Regions from separate parts of the Mus musculus genome. Here region 1 is linked to region 2. A link is a contact called in ENCODE POLR2A ChIA-PET data. All regions are on one chromosome and are shown on one strand. Each heading gives the region's core, a stretch centred on a gene start or an enhancer-like site at or near the end of the contact. The rest is flanking DNA. Distances are from core to core; before and after follow the strand shown.

Evidence for each region. ChIA-PET counts read pairs that join two places held with the same protein, here RNA polymerase II (POLR2A).
Region 1: POLR2A ChIA-PET joins it to region 2 with 12 read pairs in Patski. The contact joins the promoter of Nepro here to the promoter of Boc in region 2. POLR2A ChIA-PET finds 5 or more read pairs at or near these places in 2 of 5 experiments (Patski and embryonic stem cell).

The regions. Positions count from the first base shown.
Region 1 is chr16:44,722,699-44,728,216 of GRCm38, reverse strand. It overlaps Nepro (nucleolus and neural progenitor protein), which reads right to left and starts at 3,916. Exons shown (of 9, transcript NM_145972.4): 1 at 3,749-3,916; 2 at 1,035-1,189. The coding sequence starts at 3,854.
Region 2 is chr16:44,555,473-44,560,420 of GRCm38, reverse strand. It overlaps Boc (biregional cell adhesion molecule-related/down-regulated by oncogenes (Cdon) binding protein), which reads left to right and starts at 1,551. Exons shown (of 19, transcript NM_172506.2): 1 at 1,551-1,983. Mir3081 (microRNA 3081) reads left to right here and starts at 2,292; the gene lies at 2,292-2,375.

The sequences.
Region 1 (5,518 bases), core at 2,667-5,166, 170 kb before region 2:
GGGCGGGGAAGGGAGGAAGGGGAGGAACATCAGCAAGGAAGCTAGTAAATAAGTTTGATCCTGGATTCAAAAACCTAGGTAAAAGCTGCCCTAGAAGAAAATTTAGGGAAAGACCATGATCCTCTTTGACAAGGGAATCTTCATCTCTTGGGCCTTAAGCAGTAGGAGTCTAGCTAACCAGAAAGAGTATGTCTGTATAGTGAGAAACTCTGTCTTTTTCATAGCTGTAGATCCAACGCACTGCCAACAGAGAACTTTGAGAAAAATAAGTAAACACTGGAAAGATGGCTGTGTCACACAGCGCCCAGCATGCTGAGCTTTTAAAGGTACCTGCAGCGTTACCTAAGTGGCCACATGAACGGTACATGCAGAAGCCAGCTTCAGCAGCTCTCTGCCATGTTACAGTCCTGGAGCTCAAAGTCACAGTGTTTTCTTAATCTAAAATGTACATGAAACCATTCTACACCACAACTTACCATAAACCCACTTACACCAGCACACTGCTGATTAGATTATGACTCCAAAGGAGTAAACCACAACCCTAAACCACAACTGTTTTCTTTTTTAAGATTTTAGGGTTTAAATTAGTTTACTTTTGAACTAGGCAAAGGCACTGTTAGACTGTACATAGAGAAAGTTAAACTGGAAAGAATCAAAATACACTTGTTTGCTTGCCTGCTTGCTTGTTTCATTTGAGACAAGGTCTCTCTACATTGCCCTGGCTGTGCTGGAACTCACTACATAGACCAGACTGGTCTCAAACTCATAGAGATCCACCTACCTCTGTCTCCAAGTGCTGAGATTAAAGATGTGAACCACCACACCCAGCTTTGAAACATGCTCAATTATAAATTACTTTTTGAAATGATTTTGGAAAAATCAAAGACCAAAAAAGCTAAAATGTAATTGTATCTTAGAGGCTGAAACATCAAAACAATATATGAACTTTGCATGAGTAACAAACTAGTAAGTGGCAGTGTGAGCCTCATGTCCCTCAGTACCCGGCTATATGTGGAGCACAGAGCTCCCCTCACCTGTCTGAGGGCCAAATGGGGCTTGTGGTGGCCCAACCTGTTGTGATTGCTGTAGAGAACTGAGCATAACACATCTACTTCCGCATCCAAGGTCTGGCTCTTGAGTGACTGTGTGACAAGGTGGCACCCTTTAGTGACAGCTGCAGTGCAGATATCTAAAGCAGAGACAGTTAAAACGAGACTCAGTATGCAATCCTATACTTACTGCACCCACCGGATGAGAAACACACTAAAACAGTCTACCTCATTTGCTTTAAAGAACTCAAAACACAAACTGGCCTCAACTATAAAAATTAAGGATTCTACGAAAGACACTGGAAAAATGAGGGCAGGTGATCAATAAGGGAACATGTGTTAAATATTAACATGTGTCTGTCTTTACATCACTTTTTACCGTGACTGTGAGTAATAGACTGCTTTTACAGCTATCATTTGGTGTGCACTTACACCCCGAATATCAAAAAGCCTGGCCATGTTCCATCTATCTATAAACCCCTCACTTTGCTCTGCAGGTGAGCAAGACAGCATGCATACAATTACAGCCTTCAAAGGCAAAGGAACTGTATTTGGATACAACTTTTTTCTCTTTTTTAAGATTTACTTATTTTATGAGGACACTGTAGCTGTCCTCAGACACACCAGAAGAGGGCATCCAGCACCATTTCAGATGGTTGTGAGCCACCATGTGGTTGCTGGGAACTGAACTCGGGACCTCTGAAAGAGCAGTCTGCTCTTAACTACTGAGCCATCTCTCCTGCCCCATGAATACCACATTTTGATAAGAATATACAATACATTCAGCCCTCTACCTGTGAGCACCATCTGTGTATTCAAGCAACCTCACACTGAATATAGCCCCCCAAAATTCCATCTGTAATGTCATATTGTATAGGATTTCATAAGCAAAGTAGATAGTGTTAATGTATACAGAAAGATAGGTCCTACTGCAAATACTATCTACCATGTTATATAGACTCGAGCATGTACACATTTCTTTATAAGGAAGGATTCCTAGAGCCAATCCTCTGTGGATATCAATGGGAAACTACATCCAGAAAAGAGAAACCACCAGGGCCACTGGAAATTGTATTATGTAACTGAATGGTTATACAAATGTTTCCTAATCGGAACATGAGCAGCTGGGAAGCAGGCGTCAGGCTCCATCTGGTGGCTCAGAAAGGAAACACAAGCATTCTAAGTGAAAAGCTCTGTCCTATCTGGAGAAATTAAATCAGCTACCTGGGTGATGAGGAGTTGGTGAATTTCCCATAGTAATCTGTTTTTAAAATTGTGACTAAGGAATTAGAAAGAACTTAAAACTGCGTAGGAAAGATAGATGGGAAGAGGGGTGAGAATACTCGATAGGTTGTACTTAGTTAACAATTACCAAATGTGTCTGTAATGACAGCTACGGTCATTTGACTGTCAAACCAGGCACTGTTACAAATGCTTCGTGGTATCAACCTTTTCATTTCCCCAATATGGCCAAGAAGCTGGTACTATTTTTTATCCCCATTTTTGACTGGGGTAAAACCTGTCTTAGAAATAACAAAAAGTAACTGACAGTCATAGGACCAAAAGCAGCTTCAAAAACAAAAAGTTGGATGTAACCGTGAAAACTACAGTATTTCGTAGCTGTGTCTCCCGGTAGCTGAATGTCCCTTCGTGATTAAACATCCTTCAAGCTTAGGTAGGCTGCTCTCGCTCTGGCGCACACCTTTAATCCCAGCACTGGGGAGGCAGAGGCAGGGGGACTTCTAAGTTCAAGGCCAGCCTGGTCTACAGAGTGAGTTCCAGGAAAGCCAGGGCTACACAGAAAACTCAGTCTCAAAAAACAAAAACAACAACAAAAAACTAAGGCAACCCAGGTATTAACTCACAATTCGAAAGACCCCCACCTCATTATAATATTTAGGTTTGAATATTTTATTACGTTTTGGGGGGGTCGGGGTTGTAGCACAGCATTAAATCCAGGGGGAGATGTAGAACATATTACTTGCAGAAGTTGGTTCTCGCTTTTTACCACGTGAATCCTGAGAATCCTCATTTCGGCTTGGCCATACGCATGGGCCCATCTTTTCGTCCCACCCACCCAATAGGCTTTTCTAAAGGATCATGGGAAGAACGTTCCAAACGAGAGCCGGCCCGTGATTTGGGAGCGGGTAAATCAAATCGCCCGATCCCTCTTATATGGTTAACACCTCCACAGCATATATACTAACAAACTAAATTAAAACTCACAACACAGACCCCACCCCCACACACATCTCTTTGCGAGTCCCTGTTTTCTAAACAAACTGCTCTAACTATCTCATTTTTCCCCACTTGAGAAGAACCGAGAGACCAGAGTAACTCCCTCGCCCAGTAAGGGGAAAACGAGCTCTTGTATTTTAGAGACAAGCCGGAGGTCCGAAGCCCCGGCGTACGGTACTTGGGTGACAGCCCCGATCCTTGGGGACAGCACAGGACCCAGGCAGCGTTTGGGGGCTACACATGCAGGGCCGGGACTAGTCGTGCTCTCCTGTTCCAGCACAGTCACGGCGAAGCCCAGGCGCTTGCCAGCAATCCTCATGCCACACTATCCAGGCCGGACCTTCCGCCTGGCGCTCCCCTTCCCGGCGTGCCCCGCGCTCAGGAAGTCCCACCCCGTCCCACGTGAGCCCGCCCGCCGGTTCCCGGAGACACGCTAGGACTTCCTTGCCGGCCACACTCACCCAGGGTGGCGCTGGGGTCCCGCACGGTCAGCGTGCTGCAGTTCCCCGCCTGGGGGATCCTCACGCGGTTCCACGGCTCCGCACCCGGCCGCACCGCAGCGGCCATCTCGAGCGGCGTGGGAGGGCCGGGGAAGGCCGAGCGGAGCGTGAGCGAGTTGAGCGGCCTGGGCAGGAGAGGGAGGGAGGGAGGGGACGAGGGCGGAGCGGGGCGGGCCGGAGGTGTGGGGCCCGCCCCGGGGCGGAGTCACGGCCCGTTAGACCCGCTGGGAAAGGAGAAACGTGTTAGAGTATTCTGAGGCTCCTACATTTTTAGAGCAACTTCGAAGCTATGCATTTTACTGATGGATCCGAGTGAGGCCCAGCCTTTTAACTCTTACTCGGATATTTTGAAAAGAAGAACTCGCATCATATCAGCAAATGTGACATTCGTCACGTAGTCACGATTTATTTGGAGTAGTCAAGGAAAACTATATAGCTTGGATATAGCTCAACTTCAATAATTACAAAAAACCCAGAGGTTGTCTTGACCACCCATTATCACCGTCATTTTCTCCGACAAAATATTCCAGGCTCTGCTGGTTCTGATCACTGATTACTGGTGATTGTTCGTTTTAAGTCCTTGGGGCCTTCTTGCTTCTGTTCATAAGGTTTCTTTCGCAGGGTGGAGAGGAGCAGTTGGTGGGCATTAAGTGAGACTGCCAAGTTGCTTCATTATGTCTGCGGATTACCATATATTATCCCAAAAAGGTAATTTCTTCAGACCTCAGTGTGCTTGGGGGTAAAGACTTCTTAGAACAGTGCCTGCTGTACAAATTTTTACTCTTACTAGACGTATTTAACGCAAGTAATCTTGCCCTACTGAGATGCTCTCTGTCCTGTGTGTTCCTTACAGATAATTGCTCGTTTTTGTTTTTGTTTTTTTGTTTTTTTTTTTTTTCTGTTTTTTTGGGTTTTTCGAGACAGGGTTTCTCTGTATAGCCCTAGCTGTCCTGGAACTCACTCTGTAGACCAGGCTGGCCTTGAACTCAGAAATCCTCCTGCCTCTGCCTCCCAAGTGCTGGGATTAAAGGCGTGTGCCACCACTGCCCAGCTTAATTGCTCTTTCATTTGAACCATTTTGAAACAATCTCACTTCTTCAGTCAGCTCTGGGATCACTATCTTTAATAACACTTCGTAAACTATCCTCACACCATAACGACTTAAATGCCCCTCTAATGCACTACCAAATTACCTGTGTGTTAGTTTCCTATTTGGGCTGTAACATATTACCACAGACTTAACAGAATCAACATAATGTTTCTGGACTTGTGGAAGACAGAAGATATTTTAGTTGGAGATGTGTCGTGTGTGCACGTTGGAGGCTAAGGGTAGTGGTCAGGGTCTTCCTTTACCACTACCCACCTTTGCTTCTGAGTCAGGCTCTCCCGCTGATCCTGGAACTCAGTGTTTGGTGATCAGTCCCCAGAGGCATCCCTTCTCCATCCCAACCCTCTGAAACGCCTTCCTAGCCCCAGTTCAGTCTTACTGAGCTAAAATTAGCTGTTTAATGGGCTGTTTCCTTCTGAGGGCTTTAAAGAAGAGTTTCCTTGACTTTTCCAGACTTTTAGTGGTTGCTGCATTCTTTGGCACATGTCCACATCCTCCATGTTCAAAGTCACTACAATAGCATCCTGCAATATCTCCCCCTGTTCAGAGACAAGGAGAGATAGACTCAAGTGTTTAAGTAAAATAATCCACTTGAACATTAAAAAAGCTGTATTATGAGCCAG
Region 2 (4,948 bases), core at 302-2,801:
ATGGCAGAGGCTAACATCATCACTGAACAGGGGGGAGAGAAACAGGTCTTGCAGACTGTTCTCCAAACTGATGGAAATTAAAAAGGAGGAAAGTGTGTTGGGGTTGGAGGGAGGTTCAAAGAGGGATTTCAGAGCCCTTTCACTGTCTTATTAAACTATGGCACCCCTTGATCCATTTGGCCACGGGGATATGCCCAGCAATCTAGGCATGTAGAAATGCCAGATAAATCAGTGCAGAGACTGACTCCTGCTCTAATTAACAAACTCGGGGAGGAAAGAATGCTGGAAAATGTGGAATCTTTCCCTTCCTCCTACTGCTTCAATTGGAATCATGTGCTGAGGACAACCAAAAGCAACAGAAAATAAAACCGTGACCTAAAAAAAATTTTTAAGTGATTTCTTTTCTGTCACATGGTGACTTTCTGAGTCCCAAGGCCACAGTTCTGCCATTCAGGGAAGACAGCACCTCTCTTCACCGTGCTCTTCCCTGGCTGACCCACTCCAAGGGCCACCTCCTCTCCACCTTGGAACAAGGCTTTGACAAATGGCTTAACTCCTAAAATATAAGGGATAAGAAACTCTCACAGAGTCTGGTGCATTTTTAGAAAATCTAGCGTTGCCAACTTAATTTAGTATTGGGCTTGTGTGTGAAAGTGCGTTTTTGTTGCCGTTGTTGTTTGTTTGTTTTTAAATGTGTACCCGAACTAACAGTTTCAGATCACCTGAAAACTAAAGAAATCCTTTCTTAGCACAGACTTGCTGAATCAGAAGTTGGAGGTGGAGCCCATCCATCTACGTTGTAACAATTTGTCCAAAGAAGTTCCCGACAATGGGTTTGAAAATTACTGTGTGCATGTTTTCTCTCCAACCAACACGGAGGTAACGGACTAACTCTCCGTGACATCACCCCCCACCCCTTTCCTAGGATGCTGAAAGGGGAGGTCAAGCCAAAGACCTGGCAAACCCTTCCCTGCCAGCCAAGTGTCTGGGAAGGCTGTTTTATGGCTTTGCCATGATGAGGTTTCTTATCATTTTCCTAATTGCCCTTGCCCTGCCTTACATTTGTTTGTTTGTTTATTTATTTATTTAGGTGATGGTGGTTGGGGGATTGCCCTGCTTTTATTAATTGTAACTTTGTTTTTATTGCATTATCTGGTAGGTTTGTTTGTTTGTTCAGAATGATAGAGAAATTGAGAAGTGGGTGCCAGCACGGGAAGGAGGGGTAGTGCTGGCCAAGGGAAGGGTCCAAGGTGAAGCTAAGCAGGGTGGACCGGCACCCCCGCGCGTGGGAGAAAGGCACTTTTGGTGTGGTCAAAGAAAATAATTTGGAAGGACTGAGGGAATTTAACGCAGTGCAAAGAAAGTAGGCGTTAAGGGAAAAATTGTTCTAAAATTGGGGGGGACTTGTGGTCCCTCCCCCCCCCCCCCACTCCAGTTTCCTTTTCAAGACTTTTTTGCTTTGCTCCCTTTTGCTCCTCCCCCTCCTCCCCGCCTCCTCGGCTCCCCTCCCCTCTTCGAGCGGTAATGGGAGGCTCCTAGGCAGGAGAAGCAAAAGAAGGAATTGTTTGCAAGTTCAGTCATCCAAAAAAGCGTCTTCCATATGGAGGGATTGGGTGCGCTGGGCGCGGCGTCCTCTGCCTTGCCCGCCTGCTGCCGCCGCTGCCACCACGGCTCTGGCTTCCTGCAGTGGGGACCCTGAGCTGGGTCTCGCTGGTGTCAGCTCCGGCCGGCCGCATTCTCACACTCTCGCACCTCGTACCCGCCGCGGCCACACAAGCCCTTCCTCCTCCGGCCGCAACTTCTGGGTCCTGGGCTCTTTTGTTGCTCCGGCTGCGGCCACTCTGCCGTGGTGTGTGTCCTCTTGTGTCACCGCGCTGTGCGTGTGTGTGTCGGTGTGCGCGGGGGCCGTGTGGCCCTTCTCCGCTTCACCACGCGGGACCCGGAGTCCCGGCCCCCTCTTCCCAGGCTCCGGCTGCAGGCGAGGTGAGTCATGTCGCTGAAGTTTGTTTTCTTTTCATAAAAAGTTGTGTTTATTTGTTGGTTTGGGGATAGGAGGCGTGTGGGAGGCGGCCGCCCGTCCTGGGATGCCGAGGGCTCCCGGGAGACGTGCTGCAGGGCGCGGGCTCCAAGCGCTGGGCTGGGGCTCCGCCTGGGGCTCCGGCAGCTAGGCTAGGACCGGGGTTGGGGCCCCTAGTGCTTGACTGGGTTTCAAGCTGGAGGCTCACTTTGGGGCTCAGGGTGTTCTGTTGGGGTTCAGACGGAGTTTGGATCTCTGGGTTGGAGCTCGAGCGCTGGGCTGGGGCTCAGACTGGAGCTTGGAGCGGTGAGCTGGACTCGGGCTTGCGCTCCGATCTCTGAGCTGGGCTCTTGCCCGGAATCCCAGCGCTTGACTGGATCCGACTAGAGTCAGGGCCTGACGCCGCACGAAGTTCCCGGAGCCGCCACTGCTTGTGCTCCTCCGCCCAGCCGAGGGCCGCCGGGCTTCCCTCTCTTGCCCGGTCTGGCTCGGTTAGCTCCCGCGGTTCCCGGAAGCTGCTCCGGTGGTAGGAAGATTCAGACATCTTCCCAAACTCACCCCGAAGGGCTGACAGGGTGCCCTGGTTGCACAGCCAAGCGGTGGGAACAAGCCCACACTCGACACCGATTTGCTTCTTTAAGGGGAGAAGTTATCAGCGAGGTTTTAAAAGGAAAATCCTAAGTCAGGGACCAAGGGAGACCAAAAGCTAAACAGCTCTTAAAAAATCTTCTTGGCTGGACCGGTGGATGGGAGGCACTGAATTAATTGGCATCCAGAGGTGTCTGTGAGAGTAAAGCATCAGCAAGAGGTGTGTGTGTGTGTGTGTGTGTGTGTGTGTGTGTGTGTGTGTGTGTGTGTGGTGTCCCACTGGGGTTTTGTTTCTATTAACTATGAGAAGGTTGAGAAGTGATTTTGTGGGTCAAGTGGTAGAGAAGGCTGTGGAAGAAAGGGAAAGGCAAAATGAACTTTCTGCGGGGATTACGAAGGGTCTGTCGGTTTTCCTGGTGGAAAAGAACTCAGGGGTTGAGAGACTGGTCAACCTGGAGGTGGCTCTGTTGACTTTTGGAGATGGGGTGACCCATGCTCAGTCCCTTGAAACAAGAGTTGTCCTCTAGGGATGTGGCAGTTTCGTCTAAGAATACCCAAACCACATACCAGCAATCCCAAACAGGCACTTTCTGGGTGTGGTGAGGTGCCGTGTGCTCCCTTATTCTTTCCCAGCAAGCTCCATGGCAGCAAGTGTGTGAACTGGAGTTACCTCTTACCGGATGACTGGAAAAGCGTGCTTCTGCTTCAGGCCATGTGCCTGAAATGTCCTGGACCAGCACGTTTGTCACCTAGCTCTTTGTTGTCCAGAATTTTGAAAGCACAGATCGCTTAATGAATGTAGCATCATGGATTCTTGAATATTGTAAACACTTCTGATTTATTCTACCACTGGCTTCTAAATCTAAGTAACCTCGCCCCATGATCTTCTTTCCCTCCTTCTTCCCTCTCTCCCTCCTTCCCCTCTTCCATTCCCTCCTTCCCTTCCTCTCTCCTTCCTTTCTTTTTCTTTTTGCATCTTTTGCCTTGGCCATAAGTCTTCTCCAGAATAGCGTGGAAACCATTAAAAAGGTCTTGTTAGATCAACATGAAGGGCTTGGGTGTCCATACATCTGGATGTCCTGTTTTCTGAGCTTTACTTAAAGTGACTCTGAGGCAAGAGGTTGGCCACTTTGAGGTGTGGAACAGGTTTCCCAGGAGCTCTCTGAGGTCTTATAATTGGCCCTTCTTAATGGTCTAATAATTGAGACCCAGGAGGTTCCCATGGCAATCTTGAAGTACTCTGGGGTCAGCGGGACAGAATCGGGGTGGAAACAGCAGTAGAGTTATGACTTCCCAGCTAGATGACTTTTCAGAGTGAATTTATGCAGAGGCAAAAAATAAAATAAGTTATAGTCCCCATGTCTATTGGCTGCCACGGCCAGCTCCTGTGGAGACTCGGGATTTGTTCCTTCAGGATGAGGCTGCCTGTACCTATGCAATCCAAGGACTGAGGTCTCAGACACTGGCCCTTTGTCACTCTTTTATGATATCTCAGAAACACGACATTGCAAGGGACTTTCACTCAGGAGAAGAGGCCAAATCATGGGCAGTTGGAAGTGAAAGTTGACAGAGTCCAGGATGGGCAAGTTCCTTGGCCACAGCTGGAGAGGAAGAATCTAGAGGACCCTGCTTTGCTGCCAAATGATTGTCCAATTCATGATAAAGACTGTAATTTATGTCCCTTTCCATCCTCCAAATGGGCCCAAGGTTTTGTTGTCTTTGAAGTAATTTTTCAGTGGTATGAGATCCCTGCTCTCTTCCAGGCCTCTCTGTGGTTTCCATGGTCTGACGGTGAATAGGAGATTTTATTCATGAAGTAATTCTGTTCACTTCCCCACAGGCTCCTGGGGTTTAAGAAAAGAGGGCAAGAAGTGAGGCTGAGGACCACAGTGGTCCAGGGGCCCTGGGGGGTCTGGGTTCAAACTTCAGTCGTCACTGATACGCTTAGTCACTCCAGGGTTCATCTTTGTGTCTTTCCAACAATAGCTGAAGATCCAATTGCACTTGGTAATTACCGCCTCATACTTTCTGGCCTCTGAATAAGAAAGAGCTAACCAGGTTTCAGAAGATGTTATTATACACTGGGAGTTTGCTTTCTTTCCTCCACTCTCTAAGCTCCCTTATTTTGGGGGAAGGGAATGGAAATGGGAGAGGAAAGAGTGATATGTTTCCATCTTGGAAAAAAAAAAAACATTTACTTTAACATATGTAATTTCTTGTCACTTAAACATGCAACAAACATTTACAGTGCATCAGACACCAGGATGGGAGCTCCCTTCTCCCAGGAGAGTAAATGTTTTTCATCAAAGAGTAGTTCCCCTCAGTTTTTACTGACTGTATAAA